Regions from separate parts of the Mus musculus genome. Here all the other regions are linked to region 1. A link is a loop called in an ENCODE intact Hi-C map of the cell type or tissue named here. Cell type or tissue: heart. All regions are shown on one strand. Region 1 holds the start of Ercc6l2 (excision repair cross-complementing rodent repair deficiency, complementation group 6 like 2). Region 2 has its middle 2.5 kb from the start of Zfp367. Region 3 has its middle 25 kb from the start of Gm30709. Region 4 has its middle 7.0 kb from the start of Ptch1. Region 5 overlaps 1700024I08Rik (RIKEN cDNA 1700024I08 gene). Region 6 overlaps Fancc (Fanconi anemia, complementation group C). Region 7 holds the start of Fancc (Fanconi anemia, complementation group C).

The links. Peaks named below come from ENCODE experiments on the same cell type or tissue, not always from the same donor. Only the 100,000 strongest peaks of a DNase experiment are listed, where the experiment ranks them.
Region 2: it touches region 1 in a loop (2.4-fold over the local background); 4 of 42 quality-filtered maps call a loop at or near these places.
Region 3: it touches region 1 in a loop (2.4-fold over the local background); 5 of 42 quality-filtered maps call a loop at or near these places.
Region 4: a loop joins it to region 1, with 5 times the contacts of the local background. A loop is called at or near these places in 20 of 42 quality-filtered maps.
Region 5: it touches region 1 in a loop (2.3-fold over the local background); 5 of 42 quality-filtered maps call a loop at or near these places.
Region 6: a loop joins it to region 1, with 2.1 times the contacts of the local background. A loop is called at or near these places in 10 of 42 quality-filtered maps.
Region 7: a loop joins it to region 1, with 3 times the contacts of the local background. A loop is called at or near these places in 10 of 42 quality-filtered maps.

Annotation. Positions count from the first base shown.
Region 1 is chr13:63,813,284-63,817,283 of GRCm38, forward strand. Ercc6l2 (excision repair cross-complementing rodent repair deficiency, complementation group 6 like 2) reads left to right here and starts at 1,957. Exons shown (of 19, transcript NM_001013608.3): 1 at 1,957-2,234. The coding sequence starts at 2,192. In heart, a CTCF peak has its summit at 2,107; a DNase peak (open chromatin) is centred at 1,958; H3K4me3 peaks cover 2,142 bases; H3K27ac peaks cover 1,587 bases.
Region 2 is chr13:64,153,702-64,157,701 of GRCm38, forward strand. No RefSeq gene overlaps it. Among named protein-coding and RNA genes, the nearest start is that of Zfp367, 2.5 kb to the left of the region's middle. In heart, a CTCF peak has its summit at 1,758 (motif pointing right); a DNase peak (open chromatin) is centred at 330; H3K4me3 peaks cover 830 bases; H3K27ac peaks cover 2,264 bases.
Region 3 is chr13:63,650,299-63,654,298 of GRCm38, forward strand. No RefSeq gene overlaps it. Among named protein-coding and RNA genes, the nearest start is that of Gm30709, 25 kb to the left of the region's middle. In heart, no CTCF peak of the experiment used is centred here; no DNase peak of the experiment used is centred here.
Region 4 is chr13:63,570,703-63,574,702 of GRCm38, forward strand. It overlaps a transcript of Ptch1 not described here. Among named protein-coding and RNA genes, the nearest start is that of Ptch1, 7.0 kb to the left of the region's middle. In heart, a CTCF peak has its summit at 3,004; DNase peaks (open chromatin) are centred at 1,939, 2,009 and 2,899; H3K4me3 peaks cover 2,974 bases; H3K27ac peaks cover 1,845 bases; H3K27me3 peaks cover 2,913 bases.
Region 5 is chr13:63,694,244-63,698,243 of GRCm38, forward strand. All of the region lies in intron 4 of 1700024I08Rik (RIKEN cDNA 1700024I08 gene), which reads right to left. Among named protein-coding and RNA genes, the nearest start is that of 1700024I08Rik, 38 kb to the right of the region's middle. In heart, a CTCF peak has its summit at 2,348 (motif pointing right); no DNase peak of the experiment used is centred here; H3K27ac peaks cover 13 bases.
Region 6 is chr13:63,423,178-63,427,177 of GRCm38, forward strand. All of the region lies in intron 1 of Fancc (Fanconi anemia, complementation group C), which reads right to left. Among named protein-coding and RNA genes, the nearest start is that of Fancc, 6.6 kb to the right of the region's middle. In heart, no CTCF peak of the experiment used is centred here; no DNase peak of the experiment used is centred here.
Region 7 is chr13:63,430,488-63,434,487 of GRCm38, forward strand. It overlaps Fancc (Fanconi anemia, complementation group C), which reads right to left and starts at 1,258. Exons shown (of 15, transcript NM_007985.3): 1 at 963-1,258. In heart, a CTCF peak has its summit at 2,498 (motif pointing left); a DNase peak (open chromatin) is centred at 1,234; H3K4me3 peaks cover 1,848 bases; H3K27ac peaks cover 1,950 bases.

The sequences.
Region 1 (4,000 bases):
TTTTTGATAAATCCTTTTTTTTTTTTTGGCATTTTCGAGACAGGGTTTCTCTGTATAGCCCTGGCTGTTGTCCTGGAACTCAATTTGTAGATTAGGCTGGCCTCGAACTCAATAAATCCATTATTTTAAAGATTTATCACATAATATATATTTGCCTTTTATGTTGTGAACATAAGTAGAAACCAATTTTAATAAAGTATTGCAGGGTTAATTATATTAAAAGTCTCTTTGGCATCCAAGTAAAATTCTTTTGAAATGCTTATCATGACTGTTATTGGGTGCTAGATGTTGAGCCTAGGGTCTCATGCATATCAAACATGCTATACTACAGTTATATTTTTGTAGTCTAAATTGTCTTAATGTTTGCTGTGTTATCAATTGTCAGTGGTTTTGCATGCAATATAGTCAATCCAACAACACTTATACTGACTTCAGAAATATATCACAATTTCACCTTGAAGTAACTGGCATCCTAGTGTTGGAGGTTTACAACATCAGCATCCACACAAGAGGATGACAGGCAACCGACAAGAACAAAAGCTACCCTAAGGGCAGGATGCTTAACCTTTAAGACATGTTCATGTTATGACTGTTCCCATTTCATTAAACAGGACAATCATGGCAATGCAGTTACATAAGAGACACTCAAAGGTGAGGAGTCGTCTTGTTAGCTAGAAGGATATTCCTTTAACAAGGTGATTTCTTTCATTTCAATGTTTATTTTGGATTTATCAAATCACTTGTAGTTTCAGTAAGGCCTTACATCTTAAACCAACAGGCAAAGGCCAGCCTGGTCTACAGAATGAGTTCTAGGATAGCTAGGGCTACGCAGTGAGAAGGCCTGTCTCAAAATCCCTGCCTCCCCCCAAAATTTATTTAACTCTTTATTTTTTGCAGTTACTCCCCTTTATTCAGGCTGTTGTTACTAGCTAAATCAATATTCCTAAATGTTTCTCTTTATAAAGCTTTTCCTATTGCTTTGCAAACAAGTGACACTCTTAATATAGCACTCCTTTGAAAATAGTCTACTAGTCTTAGTAGTATCTGCAAAGAATGGAGATCTCTTTGTTGAATAGGCATATAGTATATACAAATAAGATCCTCCAGTAGGCAGGATAATGATCCCCAAGAGGAATTTGTGTCTCTAAATCCAGGAACCCATACATGTTATCTTACATGTCAAGGGGCCTTTTCTGATGTAGTTATGAGTGTACACCTGAAAATAAGATTATTCTGGTGAGCTCAAAACAAACAAACAAACAAACAAACAAACCCCCCCAAAACCCAAACCCATTGTGGAAGGCTCAGGAAATGCACTATCCTTGGCTTTGAAGAAAGAGGTCAAGCCAAGGAGTGGAGATTCTTCCACTTTCTAGGAAGGAATGCAATTTCTCTGACTTCTGGATTTTTAGCTCTACGAGACCCGTACACAGGCACAGTGGCCTAAAAAAAAAAAAAATCACAAGAATTCGACATGAAGAATACATTTGGCTTCACGAGCTTGTTCAGGAGATGTTGGGACAGGCAAAATCCATTCAGCTCGTGCGCAGAACGCTGTGCTGGAGGCAGCAGGCTGCGTGGTGTGTGCTTCTCTCTCAGGGCGAGGCACAGTCGCTGCTCTTCTCAGATGGCGAAGAAAACCGAACCCCAGGGGTTGCCTTGTTTGTGCACGAGTGAGTTACGATAAAGTAGGCAAACCCAAGAAAACGCCCTCTTAAGGCTCGCCTCCTGAAGCTCCTAGACGACAAGGCCACCACAGTGTCAATGGTCTGTGCAGGGCTCACACTGTCTTTTTCCGCCCTGGGAGGATGTCACACACCTCAGGTCGTGGACTCCCTCAGCGAAGAGGGTCGAGGTCGCCGACTAATGCCAAATCTCGCGATATTTGGGACGTTCGCGAACTGCGCGAGGCTGACCTCGTCTGGAAGGGAAGCCGCTTCCGCCCGCTGAAAGGCTAGTCCATCTTCTCGCGATATCTGGAGGGAGGCGAGCGATGGAGCGCAGAGGCGCTCGTTCTCGCGGGATTTACGGGCTCTGGCGAGCGTTGGCTGGTCGCTGAGGTGACGCCGCCGCGTCAGGCCCCACATAGCGCCCCCCGCTCCGGGCGGGCGATGCCCGGCAGCCGGCCCACGTGCCGTGCTCTCCTCGCCGCCGAGAGCGGCGGGGCTGCCGGGTGCCTGCCCCTAGCCCGATGGACATCTCCGCCCCGCAGTCCCGCGCAGACTCCCGCAAAGGTATGAGCTCCGAGCTCGCGCCTCTGCGCAGGCACACGTCTTCAGGGCACTTCCGGAAGCGGCTCCCGCGTGCTTCCTGTGATTGACAGCTGCGGGTTTCGAACTCTTGCCCCGCGGGAAGTCCTCGGCTTTGCGACTCAGCCGCCTGGACGAAAGAATTTAGTGCTGTCCCTCACAGTTACTCGCCGAGCAGTGGGAACAGACTCCTCATCTGTAAAACGAGGACTATTGCTTCTTGTGACTATTAGATGAGATGAGATGCAAGTGACTCCACTTTTGACCCTTGGCGTTCAGTAAATGTCATTTTTGTCTTTGTATATGCCAGTTATTAGTCAATAGCAGGGATCTGTTAGGTAGATGATCAAAGGCCTATTTATTTAGTTTAGTTCACTTACATGGCGTATTGAAGCAGAATTTTGCCTCTAGTAGATCACCAAGAGCTTTTGAAAGTGCAGTTATCTCACAAGCCATCAGGGATGCAGACTTGCCCTCTAGCTTTTATTAATAAAATTGATTGATATAACAGATTACAAACTTTGTGTATATGTGTGCATCAGGCATGTGAAAGTCAGAGGATAGCTTGGGTGAGTCAGTTCTCCTTATGAATTCAGAGGCTGGAATCCAGGTCAGCAGTATTAGCAGCAAGTTGGCTTACAGATGGAGTCAACCTTCAAGCCCTGACAGAACAGATTTACAACTGAGTGTTCTGTGCCCAGGAATCATTGGGTAAATCTTGCTCTTCCTTTGAGGAAGATATCTCATGAAAGTAAGCAGGTGCTCAATGCTAATTTCAGGGTAAGCAACAAACCTTGAACTCGTAGGACTAAAAATTGGTCATGTCATAATTAAGGGCCCACAAATAGAAATGCCTTTATGAATCTGACTGCTAAAGGCAAATGGTGGATCTTCTAAGTGACAGTGATGGGACTGCTATGTTTGTTCCTTGATGCTATTAGAAGATTTAGTCACTTTTGGTATTTTAGGGGGAAAATTGCTGATGGGAAGAACAGATCACTCAAGAGTGTCCAAGAAGGAAGTATGTTTCCTATGTTGGAAGCAAACAAAAAAGGCACTTTGGAATTGAGAGAGGCATCCCAATCATTAGGAGCAATACCCCCAGTCCTACCTTTCAGAGAAAAGTCCTCCCTTGATCAGCAGTTCCAATCTCTGTAGTAACAGAATCATTATTCCTGACTCCAACTTTATCTATTTGGTTCTAGAAATAACCCAAACTCAGGTACAAAGGTGCCCATAAAAGATGTCCTGGTGTTTTCCACATACATACAGGTCTACCTGAAAATTTTTTCTGAAATGTGTCTCCCAATACTTCTTTTCCATAGCACTCTGTTCTCTTCTTCCAAAGCACCTTTTGCCATTATGTTTATGTCTATGAGTTTTTTAGGGGCTATCTCACTAGATCAATAATTTGTTTTCACTTAAAAATTCAGCTTATAGCCGGGCGTGGTGGCACACGACTTTAATCTCATTACTCGGAAGGCAGAGGCAGGCGGATTTCTGAGTTCGAGGCCAGCCTGGTCTACAGGGTGAGTTCAGGACAGCCAGGGCTACACTGAGAAACACTGTCTCAAAAAAACAAAACAAAACAAACAAAAAAAAATCAGCTTATGCTTGTTAACTGTCTTTTGTGTGTTAGTCTAAGATTTTTTCTTAACTAGAAGAGCTATTGTTTCAATATGTATTATTCCAATAGATAAAGAATCAGACATTTAGAATAGTTTAAGTATATTTAAACTACTGATATACAG
Region 2 (4,000 bases), 340 kb after region 1:
CCCGTCCCACCCCACCCCACCCACGGCTGCTCAAGGCGCCAGCAAAGCACCACTTCTTTTTGGGCGTTGGGGGGTTGTTGTTGGTTTTGTTTTGTTTTTCGAGACAGGGTTTCTCTGCATAGCCCTAGCTGCCCTGGAACTCACTTTGTAGACCAAGCTGGCCTCGAACTCAGAAATCCACCTGCCTTTGCCTCCCAAGTGCTGGGATTAAAGGCATGAGCCACCACCGCCCGGCTTGTTTTTGTTTTGAGACAGGGTCTCTATAGAGTCCTGGCTGCCCTGTAACTCCCTATGTAGGGACCAGGAGGGCCTCGAAGTCAGAGATCCCATTCGCCCCCCCCCCTCCATACACACACACACCCAGTACTGGGACTAAAGACGTGAGTCACCACTCCTGCCTAAGGGCATGGGTTCTTAATGTGAGTCCCGTGACCAGCCCTGCTACGGTTCCCGGACTATTGGTTCTTGCTGCCAGGCTCGGGACCGCGGTGGGACGCATGAGCAACCATTCGCACAGTAGTCAGCTCCCGGTCGTACTTGCTTGCAGTGTTTCCCAGGCAGTCTGATGGTGGTAGCAGTTCAAAGATTTTTTAAAAATCTCTTTAGAGGCTAAAGGATAGAACTGGCAACTGGAGCTCATTTGCTTGCTGCGTTTCCCAGGCAGCCTGTTCCTAGTAGAGACTCCATAAAGATTTTTATATCTGAATGAGTATCCAGTGGTTAAGCGATAGAACCGGTAACTAAACTCCATCAAATACAAAGCTATGCCTAAATTAATTTAGGCACCAGAGTGTTGTTTTAGAGAAAACTGCCTAAATTAACAAATCAAAGCAGCCAATAGTGTGACCTTATTTTTAGCCACATCTTTATTTTGGGTAAATAAACTATACCTAGCAAGATACCGAAGTCAAATTTGACTTTATGGAGAGAAAGTAACTTGTGAACTGAAGTGAAATGTTTCAAGAAGATACATTGAGTAATTTGTATCTTTGAAGTGGGACAAGTAAAAGTATCTTTAAAAAAAAAAAAAAAAAAAAAGAACAAAGCAGCCAGAGAAATGGCTCCATGGTTAAGAGGACTTGCTGCTCCTCCAGGAGACTTGGGTTCCAAGCTCCCAGTGGTGGCAGTATGTGACTTCAGTCCCAGGTGATCTGCTTCCCTCTTGTAGCTTCCTCTGACAATGCATGCACATGATACACATTCAAGGAAGCCAAACACTCATATACATTTAACATTTTAAATTGGATTTCTTTTCTGGAGGCTGGCTGGGTACCACAGCTTGTATCTACTGTATGGGGGGGTGGGGGGCGGGACGGGAAATACAGTCTGATTTTAATAGTCAATCTGGAAACGGAAAGTTCAGCTTTTGTTTCCCACAATGGGATAATATTGTAAACGACAACAGAAACCTTACTACATTGTTTCAAATCCACTAAAATACTTTGTTTCATAGTTGATAGTGAAAGTTTAAAAAATAAAAAAAAAAGATATAGCTATCAGGAACACTTGAATGAAGGGCTGGGCAAGAGGCCCACAGGTTAAACACTGGCCAATAATTACTATTCAACACTAACCTGCTCAAGTGCAAGATGAATCACCCAGAAAGCAGAACACTGACAAGGTTTCTAAAAATTACCCTTGATGAAGGGTAACCTGGCAACTCCACTTGCTTCCAGCCACAAGAGAATGAAAAACATGCCAGGAATGTGGTGAGTTTGATTCTGGGAGAACTGAAGTCACTCTGAGCTGCTTCTTGCTCCACTTTGATGCCACCAGGGGGCTATATGCAATGTGTGCGTATATTCCTGATGTCTATGTTCTGTCCTAGATATAATTAACAGCCTAAGGATGTACACTAACTCTGAAGACACTAAAACCCGTCACAGACGAGCAGTGGTCTCCTGCTGAGACTAAAAAGACAGGGTGCTAGTGCATGCCTTTACTCCCAGCAGGTGTCAAAGGCAGGCGGACCTCAGAGTTTGAGGCCACCCAGGGCTACAGCTACACAGAGAAACAGTCTCCAAAAGCTAAAACTCAGCAAGCAAAAAACCAGCTATACTATTTCAGTGTTCAAAATGTAGTCCCTTGGGGGTGTGGCTTATTGGTACACCTAGGCATGTGTTGTAAGGCTTTGGGCTCAATCCTCAGCATGAAAAAAAGCTACGGAAAAAAAGCTTGATAAAAGTCTGTCAAATCTTTTACAATGTATCCTAAAGCCTTAAAAAGAAAGTAAAAGGGGGCTTTCAACTTGAACATGTAGAACTTGAATAGAGTCAAGAAGCATGACTATTGCTATCAAAGCAAAATTTTTTATCCTGTGTGAGACACAAAACAATTTAAAAAGTATAGAGAGGGCTGGAGAGATGACTCAGTGGTTAAGAGCACTGACTGTTCTTCCAGAGGTCCTGAGTTCAATTCCCAGCAAGTACATGGTGGCTCACAACCATCTGTAATGGAATCCCTCTTCTGGTGTGTCTGAAGACAGCTACAGTGTACTCATATACCTAAAATAAATAAATATATCTTTAAAATATATAGAGAGATTTAGTGTCACATCTAAAAATGTACATGAAGCAGCTTTGAAAATGGAAGCTGAAGGGCTGGAGAAATTGCTCAGCAACATTTGCTGCTCTTGCAAAGGGCTTTGGTTTGATTCCCAGCATGCATGTCTGGTAGCTCATAACTGCCTGAAACTCCAGTTTCAGAGAAACTGACATCCTCCTCTGAACTCTGGGACACCAGCATATACACATAAATATATACAACTTACATTCATTGAGTTCCCAGTATACAAACATCCCTCTTGTTTTCATTAATCCCGAGCAATTTTATCTGATCCTTAACAGATTCTAATAAAATCCCTGGATTAAAGAACCTATTTTAAAGTAATTTTCTAATTTACAACAAATATTAACCTTCTGCTTTGAAACACTACACAGTTCTTGTAATCAACAGTTCATGTTGGTGATATTAAGAGGCATCATTTAATAAAGGCTAACAAAGTACTATCTGTGAGGTGTCTAGAAAATGGAACATGGAAATTAAGAAGAATGAGGCACATGATGCTTTATATACTTATACCTACAGAAATGAAATAACTACCTTATGTCTAGACAGACTATTACCAACATTAGCCAAGAATCTATGAAGAACAACTCACAAGCCCTGATTTTATAGCCTGGTCTAATATAACTAAAGAAGCATCCAGCAAAAGAGTTACAGGCTAACTTTGTTACTTTGTTTTCTGGGATGATCTGAGAGGTCACAGTTTCAAAGCAAAGGACAGAGAAAGGACAAGTGGAAGAAAGGAGAGAATAGAACCAATGCTATCTGTCTTAATTAGCTTTAACTATCAACTTGACACAGCCTAGATGCACATGAGAAGGGAGTCTCAATTGAGAGTGTCCAGACCAGTTTGCCTGAGGCAATTCTGTGGTAGATTGTCTGTTAACAGATCAGAAGCACAATTCCCTGGGGGAGGTGTTCCTGGATTGTATAAGAAGGTTAGCAAAATATCAGTCTATGAGTAAGCCAGCAAGCACCATTCCTCCATGGATCCTTCCTTCAGGTTCTTGCTTTGAATTCATGCCCAGGTTCTCTCAATGATAAACTATGACCTGGGAGTATAAGATGATAGAAACCTTTTTCTCCCCTAAGTTGTTTGTTTTGTTTTTCGAGACAGGGTTTCTCTGTATAGCTCTGGCTGTCCTGGAACTCACTTTGTAGACCAGGCTGGCCTCAAACTCAGAAATCCACCTGCCTCTGCCTCCTGAGTGCTGGGATTAAAGGTGTGTGCCACCACGCCTGGCTCCCCTAAATTGTTTTTTGATCAGAGTGTTTTAGCACAATAACAGGGAGGAATCTTGACTATTGTTCATATCACAACATTATAGTAAAAGGCAAGCTCCTTTGATCAAGAAGTGACTTTTTAAAGATGTGTATGTACATTGATGTTTTGCCTGCATGTATGACTGTGTGAAGATGCCAGATTCTCTGGAAC
Region 3 (4,000 bases), 160 kb before region 1:
CTGTGATAGCTGGAAAGGCCATCCAGTGTCCCATGGGTCCCATCAGCCTCACATTTGTATGGGAGCTGTTGCTTGTGTTTTTTATATTTCTAGGCTCAGGAAGGTTCTGCCTGTATTGCCTGTCTCTGCTAGGTATAGGGTGGCCATCGTGTCCACCTGGCTTCTACCTTCCAGAAAGTGATGGATGAATCCCCACTTCCAACTTCTGAGGGTTTATGACTTTAATCCTTTTCCTTTGCTGCTGTTTTGTAGGATTTTAAGAAGCAATGGAGATAGATGTTTGTGATTAATCTGCCATCGGTGAGTTCTAACGGCCCCTGAATCAAATTAAATTGTCATCTTTAAGGTCCATGATAATTTCCTTTTCATGCCTGGGTTCTGCCACAAGCACACAGCACAGATGGACCAGGCATGGGGCTTAAACAACAGCAGCTATTCTTCATGGTTCTAAGGCGGCTGGCAAGTTCAAGGTCAAGTAGTTGATTCTGCTCCTGGGTGAGGGCTCGTACCTTGGCTTGCTTATGGCTGTCTGCTTGGTGTGGGGGAGTGGAGGGAGACAGGGGAGACAGAGACACAACTTTTCTGATATAACTCTCCCTTTTTAAATTTTTAGTTGTACTTTATTTTAGTGACGGGGTCTCTAGCAGCCCCGCTTCCCTCAGACTTGCTATGTAGTTGAAGATGGCCTTGAACTCCTGATCTTTTTTGTTGCCACATCTCAAGTGCTGGGATTTTAGGTATGTGTCACCATGCCTGGCGGTGGTGTCTCTTCCTTAAAGCCACTACTCTCAGGACACCATGAACTTAAAGTTTCTCTCCTGTTTCTCATGGTAAAACTTGCCCGTTGCCTAGTGTGAAAGGAATTCACACAGAAACAGGTTTACGCTTATTTGGGAAAAAAGAAGAATTCTAAATAATGCTGAAACCAAAACAATACAAAAAGCAAAGTCACCTGGCTCAGGACTGTCAAGGTTGATGTAGCATTGGTATGAGGTCATATGTGTCCATAGTCCAGGATGGACTGTCCAGATCTGAAGCCACATATGTATCATGAGGTAAATGCATATAAGAGAGTCAAAGCAATGTAACAGGAAAAGGAAAATCTCTTCTGTGGAGGTGCAGGGCCGGTGGGCCAGTCACACATTCACAATCCATGTGTGAGGATAAAGTTTCAACTCTACTTCATACTGTACACGAAACAATTCAAATCAGTGTGATATGCATAATAATAAAAACCTATCAGAAGGACACCTGGGGAACATGTCCCTGAGCTTTGGGAAGGCAGGAATGTGTTGGAGAGGGTACAGGAAAAAAAAAAAAATCATTAAATGGTGTGTGTAAGCTAGAAACCATGAAAGTTTCAGTCTTGGGCCTTAAAAAAAATCAAGAAAAATAAAAAAACAAGCTATACACTGAGAGAAAATACAGCAACATTTATTTCTGATACAGTTCTTACATAAAGAACTTTTATAAATCAATGAATAATGTAGGTGCTTCCAACTGAACATAGATCCTCTGAAATGGCAGCCAGTGGTTTTAACCATTGAGCCATCTTTCTAGACCTGAAGACTGACTTTTTAAGGGCTTCATTTAAGGTGGGTGTTCTTTGGGGGGGAGGGGAGGAGGATGTAGATCAGTTAGTGAAGTGCTTGCCTAGCAAGCACAAGGACTTAGGTTTGATTCCCAGCAGTGTATAACCTGTTCATGGTAATATATGCCTGTAATTCTAGCAGAAGGACTACCAGGATATTCAAGATCATCCTTGGCTACATAAAGAGTTCAAGGACAGTCTGAGCTACATGATATCCTACCTCAAAAACAGACTGACTGACTGACTGACTGACTGACTGACAGACAGACAGACAGACAGACAAATAAAAATGAAAAAGAAGCTTGTGGCTAGAACTTCACTACTCTCTCTTCTCTGACTTCCATGGTGCTGTGCTTGCCACGTAGAATCGTCCACTTGAAGGATCCCTCGCTGCCTCCATGGACAGGCCGATAGCTGCTCCTAGAGGAGCTGATTCTTCTAGAAGCTGGAAGCTTTTAGAGATACTGAACATCTGCGGTCGCTTTCACAAAGTGCTTTACAAAGGCAGATGGAGGCCCAGGTTGTAGGAGCTGCAAGCTTGTCTGGTCTGCAGTCAGCACCCCTGCAGGGCGGGCCTTGTTAGTTGACCTAAGAGATTTCATTTCAATGTGCTGAAGATGGATTTTCATCTTGGCTTTTGTGGAGGCTAAGAAAGATTCATTGCAAATTTCTGTTTGCTTGTCTGGCTTTCGTGGGATAGCGAGTGTTTCCCTTGTTTTAGGTTATCTTTGGCTTCAGGGCAAGAAAAATAGTCAACCTTGTCTTGAAAGTTTTAGCCTATACTATATGGCCCTTTTAAAAAATATTTGGTTATCCAGCAAGATATTTCTTGTGTTTCTGTGTCTAGAATTTCTCTGTGGTTTGGCAGCACCAAAGTTTTTCATGGCTGCCAGTCATATCTTAATTGGATCACCTTGTGGAAACTTGGGAGAGATTTTTCTAGAATTTGTTTCCAATTCCCAATGCCAATACAGCATTGATTATCCCAGGTGAGACAAGATAAGGCAATCTTTCATTTCTCCACCTTTTCTGCATGTCCCCTAGTAGGGGAGGGCTCCCCTTTTTCTGTAAAGAGCATCTCTTTGCCAACTCTTACCCTGGAAAGGAGAGGAATCTTGGCACACGTTGGCAAGGAAATTCAAAGAAAGGAGGAGCCCTGAACCCTGCTCATTCCCAGCACACGGTAAGGTTTTTTTTTCTTCTTAGATTGTGCTTATTTCAACTCACCTTGTAGCATAAGCTACAAATATTCTCATCATCTATTTTCAAAATGATAAACTCCTTGATTGCAGGAAAAACAGCTTTAAAAATATATTTATTTATTGTCATTATGAGTGTGAGGCACATGCCAAGGCACTTGTGTGGAGGACAACTTCATGGTTTCACTTCTTACCTTCCATCTTTTTTTTTTTAAAGATGTATAATTCTCTTTTATTTATGTCTGTGGGTATGCCACATGTGGGCAGTGCTCATAGAGACCAGAAAAGGGTGTTGGATCCCCAGGAACTGGGGTTACAGATGACCATGAGCACCGTGTGGGTGCTGGGAATGGAACCCAGGTCTTGCAAGAGCAGCACGTGCTCCTAACCCCTGACCCATCTCTCTAGGCCAGGAAAATACACATTGGTATAAATGGCAAAGACACAGGCACGAATAAGCAAACAAACAAACAAACCAAAACACCTGGAAGGGAGCGTGCCAAATTAGTAAACCCAGCAGCACAGCAATCCAGGAGATCAGATTAAGATATAATTTAAACTTTTAGTTTATGATTTCATTAATATTCAAATTATCTGCAACAACCATACCTTACTCTTTATTTTTAAGTATTTTATTTTTATTTAAAAATGTATTAACTCTGAAAGACTATTACCCTTGTGTTTTACGCTAAGGCATTGTTATACTGCTGTTTATGAGTGCCAGCCACCATTTCTATTTACTCTGATTGTACATAGCTCTGGGAAATGTTACCCTCAGAAGCTAAAGGATGCTCAGGAGAGGGCATCTGGTCCAATGGACACACCAATGCTTAGGGTGAAGCCACTTAGCCTTTATGGTCCCTGATCCTGCTGGACTCAGGATTCTTAGCACTGTGGCATCTGTCAGTTTCCTATTGTCTTCTTTGCCCTTGAAATCAGCCCCAACTATATTTCCTGCTGAAGTATTTAGTCCTTTGTAATTCATCAATGCCTACACTCTTGGTGTGTGTGTTTAACTGTGTACACCTGTGTGAGTGGGTGTGTTGCATGTGTGGAGGTCAAAGGTTACTTTGGTGTCTTTGAGACAGGCTCTCTTATTGGAACTCTCCGTTTTGGTTAGACTGGCTGATCAGTAACGCCCAAGATCCACTTGTTTCCACATCTCCAAGTTTGGGATCATGATGTACAGCATCATACCTGGCTTATTGTA
Region 4 (4,000 bases), 240 kb before region 1:
CTTACAGTGAGCTGGGGGTGGGGAGGGCAGCCAAGAGGAGGTGCCCTGCAGAAGGTCCCAGAAATGCCTGAGTCAATCTCTGCAGGTTTAAATTCTTGAAGAATTAGCTTTTTGCAGTACCAAAAGCTACTGATATTCTTTTGCTAAGAATGTCATCAAACTGCAGAGCCCTCAATGAACTTGTCAGAAAGATCAATATGGACCCCTATACCCAGTCCCCGCCCCTCTTCTCTAAATATCTCCTTCGCTACATTGTCCCACTCTTAATGGATAGAGATGTGTTCTTGAGACACTCAGATCCCAGGCATTTTTCCCTTCCATACCTCTCTGTGTCTATTATATCTGTACCCTGCTCTGACTCTGGCAAAAAACAAAAACAACAACAACAAAAAAACCCCACACACAGTGCATTTCAATGTTCCCTGTCTTTCCCTGTCTTTGGTCCTGGGTGAAAAAGAATCTGAGCAACATGATCCCTTTGACCCACTGCTGGAGCAAATTTATTAGAGATATAGGCATGAGAAATGAAAGGGAAGTAAAACAATTCCAGCTCATTGTGTGTCTTTCTTTCATACTCCTAATCCGGTTTACACATCACGCCTACACATCTCAATGGGGCATTATACACTGTGGCAAAGGCTGTAGAAAATAAAAGGTATGTGTATGGGGCGGAGGCAGAACAGGGAAGGTGGGCATTTTAATCCATATTTATCTTACAAATTCCTTATCTGTAGACAATCCAAAGCAATCTGTTAAACAGTCTCTTTTCACAAAACAGTTCCAAATGGTGCTAACTCCTGTTCAAACAGCTTGTCAGATTATGACAAAAATCTATAACCAGAAATTAAATACACTTTGCACAATGAGTTTAAAAATAAGGCCAATGCTCAAAATGAGAATTGGTGTATTAAGATGGCAAAGTCTATTGGTGTCACCTTAGTTCAACATTTTAATTTTAAAAGACCATGGATTCAAAGGCATTTTATTGCCTGGTAGAAGGACTCTGGGTGACAACTGGAACACACACATTCACAATGGAAGGGCCCTTGTTTTACAACACAGGACACAATGCACCTGAGGCAACAATGTATTCTGAAGAACCACCCAGAAATAATAAGTTACAGTAACAAAGGATGACACCAAAAAGCATTGTCTTGCTCTGTGGAGGCAACTAATTGCATGTTGAAGTACTGGAGCCAAGAAGAAGAAGAAAAAAAATCTGAACACACACAGAAGGATGAAAAATGACTATTGTAGTACAAGACCTCAGTGGTCCAATTATTAACTATTTAGAGGCACCCACAAGACCTCAGTAGTCCAATTATTAACTATTTAGAGGCACCCAGTAAGGGTCGTCATTATTTCTGCCTAGTGCCAAGAGAGGAAGGATAAAAAGGAAAGATCGTCTCACCCTGGTCTAAGACAACTCGAGTCTCTGGTGTCATTCCCCGACAAAACTCCTTGTGGTGGTTCTTATGTGACAAATACATCAGAAACACATTAGGCATTTTAAACGTGGACTTCCATACATGAAGACAGACATACCACGTGTCACCGAAAGCAGTATTTGGGAACAGGGGGGTCCCTGAGTTGGGACCAACTCATTCCATGAGGGTCTGGGTCAGTGAGACCCACTTCGAGGTTCCCCTGAGGCCGCACACAGCGCTCTGGGCATTGCTCCACCCGCCCACCTCTTTAATGGGTGGCAGGCACCAGAGTGCCCGATTCCGTAGGCGCAAGAGTCAGCACACACCCCTCTCCTCTACCCAAGCCGGGCGGTGAACTCAAAGCGCCCTTGGCCTCTTTTCTCCCTACCAACCGCAGCAGGGAGGAGTCCGCGCCTTTGAGAAGGCGCATCTCTCCAATCTAGGTGTTGCGTTCAGCCAGGTGTCTGCGCATGCCGCTGCCAGCTCTGTGTGTGGGTGCGTGGGTCCCCTCCAGCTGGCGTCCCCTGCGCCCAGAAAAGCGTCTGCGGCGCGCGCGCGTACCCTTGAGCAGCCCCTGCCCTCCCCCCGGCGCTGTCATTCTCGCCACTAGCCTTTCCATCAACCGCGCTGCCTGTGCCCGCCAGGCAGTAGCCACCACCCGGCTCAAAGAGCGGAAGCCAAGGTGGCGACCCTTTCAAGCGTGCAAATGGAATCCCAGGCGACCCCCTCCGTGGGAAATCCCCCCCGGAGCTGTTCCCCCAGCGCGCCGCAGCCGGCTTTCCTCCCTGCCGAGTCGGCTTGGGGGCAGGGGTCCCGGCGTGCGAGCTACAAGCGAGCGTGTTATCACGGCCCCCTATTCTGCACCCCGGAGCCGCATCCACCCCGCCGCCCGCCCTTCTCACCAGCCCGGGTGTTGGGTCGGGGCTAGGCGAGGGGCGTCCCCGGAGACACGGCGCACTCACCATAGCCGGCCTCAGCCCCTGGCCGGAGCGCAGCTGCCGATGGCGCGGACGCTGACCGTGAGGTTCACATCAATTCCTTTTATTAATTTCCCGGGGCCCCCCTTGGCTGGTGCTGCGTGGCTCTCTCTTCTCCCTGTCTCTCTTCTTCTCCCCCAGGCCCTGTCGCCGCGGGTCTCTTTGTCTGCCCTGTCGCCTTCTCTTTTCCCCCCCCCCCCGTCTTCGTCTTCGTCTTCTCCTCCTCCTCCGTCTTTACAAAAGGAACGGAAAGTGTAAAAACCCCGGCGCGCGGGGCCGCCGCAGGCTTTCGGCGGAGTGCGGCGCGGACTCACAATTACAAGCCTGTTTCTATTAAGCAGGTCCATGGCCCTCGGCGTGGGTGGTCTGCCGCGCCATAGGCAGGACCTGTCAGGGTCACGTGACGGATCCGAAAACTTTACCCCTTTACAATAAACCCAAGGAAGGCAAAGTAAACTGGAGGAACGTGCTATCAGCGCAGCCCTCCTGGGTAAACAGGCTGCCCTCCCAGCCGTCCTGGGAGGCGCCCGGCCTGGCGAGCCCTAGCGAGCTCTGGCCGCCCCCTGAGCGCCCCCCGCGGCTGCAGTGCGGGGGGTCCCTGGGGCCCTCTCGGTCGCCAGCAGGCGCTCCCCTCTCAGAGTAGCTGCCTTCCTTTTGGCGGTGGTTCCAGAATCCTGGTTTGGGGAGGAGGATGTGCTGAGCGAGCGAGGAAGTGCATTTTAGCATCTTCCACAGCTTCAAAGGAGGTGGGGGCGCCCCTAGGGCTTCCAAAAGACAGCACCTTACTCTTCCCCAGCTCACATTGCCAGAAGAGGCTATCAGTGGTCCAGCTAATAAACTCCAGGCCCACAGCAGGGTCGTGGGCTTATCATCATAGAGGGTTCCTTGGATAGACCTATTTGAGTACTGGGTTTGGGAGTGGGGATTTTGTTGTTTTGTTGTTGTTGTTGTTTTGTTGTTATTGTTGTTGTTGTCTGTCCAGGGAAGCCACTACTTCTGAAGACACGAAGGCGGGGCTCCTTGGAATCCAAACTGGGAAACTGGCTGAGGGATCATAATTGATATTTGCTTCCTTTCCCCTCCAATTACTGTGGTTTTTGGGGGATACCACCCAAATGATCCCACCCACGCTGCCTTCCTGTACCAGGCAACCTCCGGTGATTGGTTTGGGATGGAGGTGCTGGTGGGTCGTGCTGGGCCTCTCCCCTTGAATTACAAGGGCCGGTTCAGGTTAGAGCAGCATGTATCTATTAAACTACTCAGTACACTGTGTTTCACACACAGCTGGAAGATAGCGTTTGTAAAGATGAACTATAGATGGGAAGGCAAGGAGATCAAGGGAAGGTAAGGGGTCAAGGTGACAACTTATCAAGAATTCACTAGCTGGTCTTCCAGCAGAGCCACCTGGCCAACCTTTGTATGTTAGTTAGGCAAACCTCCACCATTTAGCCACACCCCAGCCCCCAAAACCAGCCTGTGGGCTCTTCATTCGAGCTGACTGATTAGATGTGTGTGGGGACATGCCCAAGCCCACAAATTATTAAATAATAATAATCCTGGGAGTTACCATTTATCCCTCCCCACGAGATGATATTT
Region 5 (4,000 bases), 120 kb before region 1:
ACACACACACTGGTAGGTTCTCAACTGCCTGCAACTTTAGCTCCAGGGGATTTTTTTCTGGCCTTTGCAGGTACTTGCACACACACACACACACACACACACACACACACACACACACACACACAAATGTAAAAGTAAGGGTATAAAATGAAGTAAATCTGGAACTATGGAAGAAAGCAGAATCTAATGACAATATCTGCAAGAGGTTCAAAGCCAAAGGGAAAGATGGGAAGAAAGCCAGGTGGTCCCTGGTGTGTTTGGATCACATGTTAAGTGTTTGGTCACAACTCTGGAGCACTGTTTGGAGGCAGCACAACATTCAGAAGGCAGAGCCTAGTGGGAGGAAATCAACTCCCTGGGGATGTGCCCCTGAAGGAGATGTAGGGACCCTAGCCCTTTTTTCTCTCTCCTTTACTTCCTGGCCAACAAGAAGTGAGAGAACCTTCTACTGCACGATGAACTGTGCCACCATAGGCCAAGCGGCAGACTCAGTGGATTTGAAATATTACCAGACTCTGATACATGGTTGTGAGTGGTGCCAGAGAAGCAAGAGCCTAAAAATGAAAATGGAACATGTAGATAAGTCACCGGCATTCCTGGTGCAGTTGAGTGAGGCAGAGTTTGCAGGGAATGTTGCCTGGGTACCCTGGTGCTCTTGCCTTGGGAAGGTAGAAAAGTTGGTATTAGTTTGTGGGTTCTTGGCTCTCTGAAACTACCACCTTTGCGAGTTCACAGTGCCCTGGTATAGGGGTGGAGTAGTCTACTATCAATGACATTTGCCCTACTCTCCTAAGTGTGTCCATGTTAGAATTAGCTGTAAGAGCTGGGTATTGGCATGACTGTAGCCTTCCATGATCTGAAAGGCAGGTGCTTTGTGCCTGGGGGTGGGGGTGGGGTTGGGGTGGGGTAGGGGCGTTTGTTTTGTTTGTCTGTTTCTGTGAGAGGACTGCTGTGTTCTGTCCAGTTCACATAAGCTCACATTTGAGATGGAGTGTCAGGGAAGATGGGGGTCTCTACTCAGTAGCTAAGGGTACCCTAAACTTCCAATCATTCTGTCTCTACCTCTTAGGTGCTGGGATCCTAGATATGCGCCACCATGCCCAGTTTGTGTAGCACTGGGAATTGAATTTAGGACCTTATGCATGCTAGACAAGCACCTTTCCAAGGGAGTTAGATTTCCAGCCCTCTGTTTGGCTCTCTATTTTCAAGCCCCAGCTTCCAAACCATGCAAAATTCTCATCTCATTCTCTCTCTTTTCTCTTAATTTTCCTCTTCTTTTATTCCTTATCTCCACCCCTTATTGTATTAATCCATAACACTTAATTATTATATTAATTGATTTTGTATTAATTTTTATTATACTTTATTAATTTTTATTAGTTTTTATTAGATTTTGTATTACTCTTTTGCATTAATTTATAGAGTACAGAATGGCAGCTGAATCACTGGCTATGATCAAGGTTGGTAAGAGTGAGAGGCAACTCCAGCTTCAGCAGATACTTTCAAAGAGCAACAGAGTGCCAAGAAACGACATTTGGAGGTTGAGACAGGAGGATGAAGAGTATGAGGCTAACTGGGCTATATAGCAACATCTTATCTCACCATTATCACTACCACCTCAGCAGCAACAACAACAAGAAGAACAAAACCCAACCAACCAAGCAAACAACAGAAAACCAAAACCAAAACACTATCGCATCTCTAAAGCAACAGCCTGAGAACGAAGAACCAGAGGATGTGGACACTTCTCTGAGGACAATGGCTGAAGTGAAATGCTTCCCAGAGCTGAGGATCTACATGTGTGTGTGAGGGTGTGTGCCTCTGTGTAAGTGTGTGTGCAGATGCACCATGAGACCAACTTGAGAGATCCACAAAGCACCTTAATTTCACAAACTCCAAGAAGTCCTACAACAAGGGCAATGCTTATAGAATTCTTTCCCTTGTAGAGTACCATCTGAGCTTTTCTATTTCCTCACAAAACTCAAACCACAGTATAAATTGGAACACTGATTTTCCTCTAAAGAAACAACTTAAAACAACAGTCTTCATACCAAGGGATCATCCAAGAGGTGGACTATGAAGGGCAACTTGACAGTATGACTAATAGGTCATCTTGGATGTGTCTCTGAGAGATGCCAAGTAAGCTGTGTGTGGAATAGCTCCATTCGGGAATGTTGTCTTTGAATCCTAACAGCATCTCCAGAGAAAGATGAGTACTACGAGTCTAATCTCCCAAGCACTTGGGACCTGTATGGATTCAACTGACCAAAGGATGGGGAGTTGTTGGTTGGTTTAGTGTGGGGATCAGACTTTGTTGTCCCTCTATGGAGTTTGGTGCTGTTTTGCTTTCCCACTAGGGGTCACTAGAGAGAGACAGGAGACAGGTTCAGAATATATTGCATAATCCTAGAAGTGTTGGCCACGTCTTTGGACAACATGCCAGGCAGAGCTTATAAAACACCACACACACACACACACACACACACACACACACACAGAGAGAGAGAGAGAGAGAGAGAGAGAGAGAGAGAGAAAGAGAGAGAGAGAGATAAAGAGAGAGAGAGAGAGATAAAGAGAGAGAGAGAGATAAAGAGAGAGAGAGAGAGATAAAGAGAGAGAGAGAGAGAGAGAGAGAGTGTCAGAGGTATCTGTGCTGACTATGACCCAGTGGATTGGAATAGGCCTGAGAGTCTGTCTACATCTCCCAGGTGCTGTCAACACCGTTGTGTCAGGGATTCGAGGGTAAAGTGCTAGAGGATCAGCTCTCTTTAAAGAGTTTAAGATCTCAAGATAGAGAATTGCCAAAGTCCAGCTCTCTTGCAGCAGCCCAGATTGGCTCCTCTATTTTCCCTTCTCATCTCCCCCCTCCCTCTTCTCCTCCCCCCCCTCCCTCTTCTTCTTCCCCCTCCCTTTTCTCCTCCCCCCCTCCCTCTTCTCCTCCCCCCTCCTCCCTCTTCTCCTCTCCCTCCTCCCTCTTCTCCTCCCCCCTCCTCCCTCTTCTCCTCCCCCTCCTCCCCCCTCCTCCCTCTTCTCCTCCCCCCCTCCTCCCTCTTCTCCCTACTCCTTTGCTCCCTTTGCTCAATTCTTCTCAAATTTCTCCTTTTTTTTCCTATCAGTTGGACCTCACATTTTTTAAAGCTTAAATTTAATTGTAAGAATTTCATTACACAAATACTATATTTACATCATTCCCTTCCTTTCCTCTGCATTCTGGCTCTTCCTGTGCCCCCTATTCCCTCTCAAATTCATGATGTCGTCTTTCTGTTATTATTACTCCCTTGTGTATATATAAATGTATAAATAAATAAGTGTGTAAATAACTTGCGGAGTCCTTTTACAGTTGCACATGTGTACCTGTATTTAGGACCGACTCCTTGGGATTGGATGACCTCCAATCAGGGAGCTCAGTCCGGAGAAGACTTTTCTTTAGCAGCTTCTCATCTATGGGCGGGGCCCTGTGAGATTCTGAAAATTTGCTTCAGAATTGGGTGCATTGGTCTAGCAACGCACCCTAAATGTTATCTCACTTAGCATGTCCTATACCAGAGGAGTTAATAGCTATGCAATAGTCCTGTGTTAGATAGTTTTAGGTCAACTGGACACAAGCCAAAGTCATCTGAGAGGAAGAAACATCAATTAAGAAAATGCCTCCATAAGATCAGGCTGTAGGCAAGCCTGTGGGGCATTTCTTAATTAGTGATTAATGGGGGAGAGCCTAGCCCATTGTGGGTGGGGCCACCCTTGGGTTGGTGTCTTTGGTGCTATAAGAAAGCAGACTGAGCAAGCTACTATGAACAAGCCAGTAAGCAGCACCCCTCCATGACCTCCGTCTGCGTCTGCCTCCAGGTTCTTGGCCTATTTGAGTTCCTGTCCTGACTTCCTTTGATGATGATGAGTGATGCAGGAGTATAGACTGAATAAACCCTTTCCCCCCACGTTTCATTGGTCATGGTGGTCCATCACAGCAATAGTAACCCTGACTAAGACAAGTCCACATCAG
Region 6 (4,000 bases), 390 kb before region 1:
CCACCCAACCAGTGGCACAGGTTCCTTCCAGTCTGGGCCGGTGCCCTGAGCAGACCTTGAGCTCTAACTCTGCAGCCAGTCCCACAACACTCAGAGTAAGCTCCACTCCCAGGTGCTCTAACACACCCAGGATCACAGGTGTACAGGATCCCAGGAGCTTGGTCACACCAGGTTCTCAGGGGCCCAGAGGCAGCTTGACTCCAAGGAACTCTGACACACCCACGATCTCTGGATCACAGGATCCCAGAATCACAGGATCACAGAGACAGCTGAACTCTGAGAGTTCTGACACAACCAGGATCACAGGAAGGACAGGCTCCAGTCAGATATATCGAGGATAGGTAGCACTAGAGATAATTAGATGGCGAGAGGCAAGCGTAGAACATAAGCAACAGAAACCAGGGTTACTTGGCATCATCAGAATCCAATTTGCCCACCATAGCAAGTCCTGGATACCCCAGCACACCGGAAAAGCAAGATTCGGATCTAAAATCACTTCTCATGATGGTGATAGAGGACTTTAAGAAGGACATAAATAACTCCCTTAAAGAACTACAGAAGAACACGGGTAAACAGCTAGACGTCCTTAAAGAGGAAACACAAAAATCCCTTAAAGAATTACAGGAAAACACAATCAAACAGGTGAAGGAAATGAATAAAACCATCCAAGATCTAAAAATGAAAATAGAAACAATAAAGAAATCTCAAAAGGAGACAACCCTGGAGTTAGAAAACCTAGGAAAAGATTAAGAGTCATCGATGCAAGTGAAAGACTCCAAGAGGAGCCCCTCGCTCAGGCCTCAGGACAATAGCGGACACCCAAGAACTCACGACAGACCGAGCTTGTTGCAAACCACATGAGGCTTTATTCAGGGAAAGCCAGAGCTCTGGGGACGACTCATATCCCACGCATGGGGTAGAGGAGTCGACCTCGTGGGGAAAGAGGTCCCAGTTTTTATAGGCCCTCAGAGGGGAAAGGAGAAGGGGGAGAGTAGGGGATTTCCAGATCTAAACAATGACTATTCTCAAGAAATGGGTATGGGAGGGGTACAAGGAAAGAGTCTAATGAAGGTGCAGCAATGGGCACACACCTGGTCAGACATTGGCAGACACACAGGTTCAAGGAGTGGCCAGAGCATTGTGCACCTCTATTTTTCTAAATCAGTGAAGCTAGTTCTGCTAACACTGACGTCTATCTTGCCAATTTCAGGGCTTCTGTGTCCTTTTACATTCTGCCAGGATCTTTCGCAAGCATCACCAAAAGAATACAAGAGATAGAAGAGAGAATGAATCTCAGGTGCAGAACATACCATAGAAAACATTGGCACAACAGTTAAAGAAATGCAAAAAGCAAAAAGCTCCTAAACCCAAAACATCCAGGAAATCAAGAACACAATGAGAAGACCAAATCTAAGGATAATAGGTATAGAAGAGAGCAAAGATTTTCAAATCAAAGGGCCAGTAAATATCTTCAACAAAATTATAGAAGAAAACTTTCCTAACCTAAAGGAAGAGACTCCAATGAACATATAAGAAGCCTACAGAACTCCAAATGGACTGGACCAGAAACAAAATTCCTCCCGTCACATAATAGTCAAAACACCAAATGCACTAAACAAAGAATATTAAAAGCAGTAAGGGGAAAAGGTCAAATAACATATAAAGGCATATCTATCAGAATTACACCAGACTTCTCAACAGAGACTATGAAAGCCAGAAGATCCTGGGCAGATGTCACACAGATCCTAAGAGAACACAAATGCCAGTCCAGGCTACTATACCCAGCAAAACTCTCAATTACCACAGATGGAGAAAACAAGATATTCCATGACAAAACTAAATTTACACAATATCTTTCCATAAATCCAGCCCTGAAAGGATAATAGATGGTGGCGCACGCCTTTAATCCCAGCACTTGGGAGGCAGAGGTAGGCGAATTTCTGAGTTCTAGGCCAGCCTGGTCTACAGAGTGAGTTCAGGACAGCCAGGGATATACAGAGAAACTTTGTCTCGGAAAAAAAAAAGGATAATAGATGGAAAACACCAACACAAGGAGGGAAACTACACCCTGGAAAAAGCATGAAAGTAATCTTCAACAAACCCAAAAGAAAATAGCCACACAAATATAATTCCATCTCTAACAACAAAAAATAACAGGAAGTAACAATCACTTTTCCTTAATATCTCTTAACATCAATGGATTCAATTCCCCCCAAAAGACATAGACTAAAGACTGGATATGTAAACAGGACCCAGCATTTTGCTGCACACAGGAAACTACTCAGTGACCAAGGCAGACACTACCTCAGAGTAAAAGGTTGGAAAACAATTTTCCAAGCAAATGGTCCCAAGAAAGAAGCTGGAGTAAACATTTTAATATTGAATAAAATCAACTCTCAACCAAAAGTTATCAAAAAAGATAAGGAAGGACACTTCACACTGGTCAAAGGAAAAAATCTACCAAGATGAACTCTCAATTCTGAACACCTATGCTCCAAATGCAAAGCCAACCATATTCATAAAAGAGACTTTACTAAAGCTCAAAGCACACATTGTATCTCATACAATAATAATGGGAGACATCAACACCCCACTCTCATCAATGGACAGATCATGGAAACAGAAACTAAACACAGACACAGTGAAACTAACAGAAGTTATGAACCAAATGGACCTAACAGATATTTACAGAACATTTCATCCTAAATCAAAAGAATATACCTTCTTCTCAGCACCTCACGGTACCTTCTCTAAAACTGACCATATAATTCATCACAAAACAGGCCTCAACAGATACAAGAAAACTGAAATAATCCCATGCACCCTATCAGATCACCATGGACTAAGGCTGGTCTTAAAACCAACAAAAACAACAGAAAGCATACATACACATGGAAGCTGAACAACTCTCTACTTAATGATAACTTAGTCAAGGAAGAAATAAAGAAAAAATGTAAAGGCTTTTTAGAATTTAATGAAAATGAAGACACATCATACCAAAATTTACGGGACACAATGAAATTAGTGGTAAGAGGGAAAACTCATAGCTCTGAGTGCCTCCAAAAAGAAACTAGAGAGAGCTTACACTAGCAGCTTGACAGCACACCTGAAAGCTCTAGAACAAAAAGAAGCAAATACACCCAAGAGGAGTAGACCAGGAAATAATCAAACCAAATAGAAACAAAAAGAACTATACAAAGAATCAACCAAACCAGGAGCTGGTTCTTTGAGGAAATTAAAAAGATAGATAAACCTTTAGCCAGACTAACCAGAGGGCACAAAGACAGTATCCAAATTAACAAAATCAGAAATAAAAAGGGAGACATAACAACAAAGTATATCTTTTGTTTGTTTTTTGTTTTTCAAGACAGGGTTTCTCTGTATAGCCCTGGCTGTCCTGGAACTCACTTTGTAGACCATGCTGGCCTCGAACTCAGAAATCCGCCTGCCTTTGCCTCCCGAGTGCTGGGATTAAAGGCGTGCACCACCACACCCGGCTAACAAAGTATATCTTAAAATAACTATTCTGTTTGTTGAATATCAACAGTTGAAAATATTAAAATCATGTTCCACAAACATCATGGAAATAATATTGATAATTTTTTCACTGTGCTTGAAATTAACATTTTCTTAATGTTTAACTTCAAAGAGTTTTTGCTATTTTGATTTTTTTAAGATTTATTTATTTTATGTATATGAGTACACTGTTGTCTTCAGACACACCAGAAGAGGGCATCAGATTCCATTACAGATGGTTGTGAGCCACCATGTGGTTGCTGGAAATTGAACTCATGACCCGTGGAAGAGCAGCCAGTGCTCATAACTGCTGAGCCATCTGTCCAGTCCCAGCTTATTTTGAAATTTTAAAAATATACTTACTGATAAAATAATTTCTCTCCATAATCTTTTTTTTTTTTTTTTGGTTTTTCCAAGACAGGGTTTCTCTGTATAACCCTGGCTGTCCTGGAACTCACTCTGTAGACCAGGCTGGCTTTGAACT
Region 7 (4,000 bases), 380 kb before region 1:
GGAGGGAAAGATGGGGCACTCCTGACACCACCTCTGGCCTCTACATACACACACATAACCGCCAGTTGTTCAATTGTGAGCGTTAAATCTGCCATTTGGAAGCACCCTAAAGGCGAGGGCCATCCACAAATAGGTATCTCACGTCGGTCACACCCGCTTAGATTAATTTAATGAGGGATGGGATTTTTCGAATCATCTCATACTAGAGGAAAAGTCCAGGCACACAGAGGTCTTCAATATCATTGGCCTGTTCCAAGATTTTCATCCAGCACCCCCTCCAAGCCCAAGCACCTAAAAACTGTTCCAGTAAGGCAGCAAGACAGCAAGACACAAGCATTAAACACTCTCAGGCCTTGAATGGGCCTCTGGGCCTGTCACTCAAGCAGCTGTGGGAGGGCGATCTTGAGACCCTGAGCAGAGCTGCTCTAATGGATGGCGAGCAATAAGCTTCACCTTTGCCCCAGTCCTTCCAAAAGTACCTGCGGCTACGTTGAAACCAGAGGGAGAGGATTTGCTTAAAACAATAAAAATAAAAATAAATGGGGACGAAGGGTAAAGGACAGATGCCTCTCTACCATCGCCGCGAGCCAAGCTCACCAAGCTTCACCTTGGGCCTTAGACCCCACCCCTCACTGTCGGTCCCGCCCCGCCGGGCTCATCTGCGATGGCGCAGCCCCCCTCCGGCTCCTCTCCCTTGTGGAGCGGCCCCTCTAAGTCGTGCGGGCTCCCGCCGAGATCAGTTTCCGTGTGGTCACGCCCACCGCGTCTGTCGGCCACTGCCAAGCTGGGTTCAACTCCCCGATTAGCCACGCCCCTCACCGTCGGCCTCACCTCCCACCTGGCTCTAGCCCCGCCTCCCGCCAGGCCCCGCCTCCTGCCGGGCTATATCTTCCCCCCCCCCCAACCCCCCACATCCCGCCCCGCCCTCCCGCGGCTCGCACCCGCCCACCGTAGCTTCTCACCGTCCTGCCTCAGCTCCACCGCGCCGCGGGAGCGCGGCTCGCCCACGTTGAGACTCGGGCGCACGTTCTCGCGAGTCTTCTCTGCCCTAGCAGGAAACGGCGGTCTTCCCGGGTGGTCCTCACCCAGAGCTGCCTCAGCAGACTGGGCCGCGGCGGAAAAGAAGCCACCGCCCGGCTTCTGCGGCTTGAAAACTTGGCACAGCCTCACGGAACTTTTTTTGTTTTGACGTGTTTGGAATTTTCCCGCGGCCGCAAGGGAGTGGGGCTGCGCGCGCGCTCGCACGCACGCGCAGTGCACTCTGGGGCCCAGCGCGCTCCCGCGGCATGATGGGAAGATCTGAATCTCTCCTGGAGGAAGTGGGCGACTACGGGCTATAGCTAACTCGCGGCGCCGAGTGAGGGCTTTAGAGAAGAGAGAGCCCTGGAATGTGGTTCTTGAGAGACGGGAGTTGCCAGATAGGTCAAACTCCACATAGGGTTCAAGCCTGCTGGGCCCAACCACAAACGAGTTTTGTCTGTGGTTAGTGATCGCTCCAATCCCTAGTCAGGCCCATGTACTGCTTAGTTCAGGTTCAAATCGGTTCAAAGTTGCATTTACGCCACATAAGTGGAAACTTCTTGTCAAGTGAGACATGGCTTATCTTTTATTCTTGAATTTTTAACATTACATTTGTGTGCATGCCAGGTGAACCTAGAGGTCAGTTTGTGGGAATCAGTTCTCTCACTAATGCAGGTACCCAGTCTTCAACTTGGTGGTAGGAGCTTTTACCTGATGAGCGAGCCATCTTGCCAGCCCTTTCTTAAAGATTTTCAAATTTAGATCTGCATGGTTATTTACAGATGTTTGAATTGGGGAAGAGTCAGGATAACCTTAAACTTTTAGATTTTTTTGGTTTGTTTGTTTGTTTCGAGACAGGGTTTCTCTGTATAGCCCTGGCTGTCCTGGAACTCACTTTGTAGACCAGGCTGGCCTCCAACTCAGAAATCTGCCTGCCTCTGCCTCTGCCTCTGCCTCCCGAGTGCTGGGATTAAAGGCGTGTGCCACCACGCCCGGCTTAAATTTTTTTTTTTAATTAGTGCCTAAGAACCATTCGTTGTAATAAGACCACAACTTAGTGCCTTAAAAATAACATGTAGGGAGGAATATATGCCTGTAATAAATAGCTCTTATTTAAATACTCTGTTGCAGGATATTTGATCATACTGTGAATCCCGAGGTTGTATACTAGAAAAAACTATCTCTACACGTGTGGCTTAGCCCTAGCACACTCCTTTAATCCACGATCTTTCTGTTTATTGTAAATTGAATTTGAAAGAGAAGAATAAAGACTAGCCGAAAGACATTGGGTTGTAGAAAAACAACTGCTGAATTAGATTACCTGTATGCTTTAATTAAGGGAGCGGTGTAACAGATAGCTTAGCCATTAAGAGCACTGGCTGCTCTTCCAGAGAACCTGAGTTTGAGTCACAGCATCCACATGGCAGCTCACAATTATTAGTAACCCCTGTCCAAGGGATCTGATGCCCTCTTCTGGCCTCCTTCGGCACCACACTGCACAAACATTAATAAGTCATAATATCCACACACACAAAATAACAACATCAAAATTTAAAGGGAGACCCCAGGGGAACCTGATCCCAAAGTAACATGCCCTGCTTTATGGGATCAAGTGGCATCAAGCCTTTTAATATGTCATTTTAGTCAAAAAAAAATAGCACGTTTAGTGAGACAAGTGTGAATGACACCTTAGCCCTGAAAAAGCCATATAGTGACAAATTTTAAGATTTTTGTTTGTTAGTCTTTGTATTTACCAGCAAAAACAATGTGGAACTAGGTTTGTTTCTTGTCTTTTAGAGTGAAAGTAACCATTTTGGTACTCATATTTGTGTATACACACACACACACACACACACACACATATATATATATATATATGAAAAAAAGCTACCTGGAGTCAGACAACTCTTTGTGTCTCTGGGTGTTAGGAGTCTGGCCAGTCCTACTTTGTAAGTTAGCTGTCCAATGAAAGCCAGCCATAGGGAAAGCACCATGACTCTCCTCACAAGAACCTGTTTTAGGAGAAGTTTAGAAAACCCTTCCTACTTTGGAGGAAGGAAAGCTCAACCTTCTAGCTTTGTTTTAGTACCTAGATGCCAGTAATCACACAAGCTACCTGCTTTGGCTAAACAGGAAAGAAAAATAAGTTTTTATTTTGTCAAAATGAACATTATTTTAAGCCCCTGTGACTTGTCACAGGACTAAGATGAAGCACTGTAATAAAGTCAGATTTCCGTAATTAATGAAGATTCTTGTCCTTTGCCTTAAGCTTGGTCTAGAGAAAGGAACCATCCTCGGGCTAATGTATAGTTGCTTTTCCTGCAGAGACCATCAGTGAGTACATGGTTGTTACATGAGAATAGCCAAGAACAGCAAATGACATTTTAAAATTGGTGGGGCTATTGGGGCCTGAAATTATAAAGACAGGTAACCTATCTCCTTACTAAAAACATGTGAAGGCTGAAGATCAGAGGAACAACCCTAGCCTTGTGGAATCTCTAACAAGATTCCAGAAAACAAAAATCTGTGGTTTTCCCCCATTGAGCAATGAATGACATGTATACTCTTTTAGGAGAATGTGCAACCAATTTTAGCCCAGTTTTATTTAGGTCAGTAAACGCATGCATTCTTATTTAGAGCGTACATCCCAATCCTGGTGTGTTGTAACTAATTTAGCACGTTTTTATTGCCTGCAGAAAGTAATAAGTTACAGTTTCAAATGAGCACATGGCTTAAAAATAGTTTTCCTCATAAGTATTTAATAATGATTCACTTAGCATGAAATTAATATTAAAGAATTTCTAAGAATAAGCACTTAAAAATTCCAGTTGAAAAAGGAAGAAATTATTCACATTTGTGACTTGATTAATCCTGGCAACCATTAAGTCAGAAAAAAAAAGTGAATTCCATCCTATTCCTGTGTCAGTTTCAGATTGACCCTTAAATCACTGAATGTTTTCCCAAAACGAACTTAACTGCA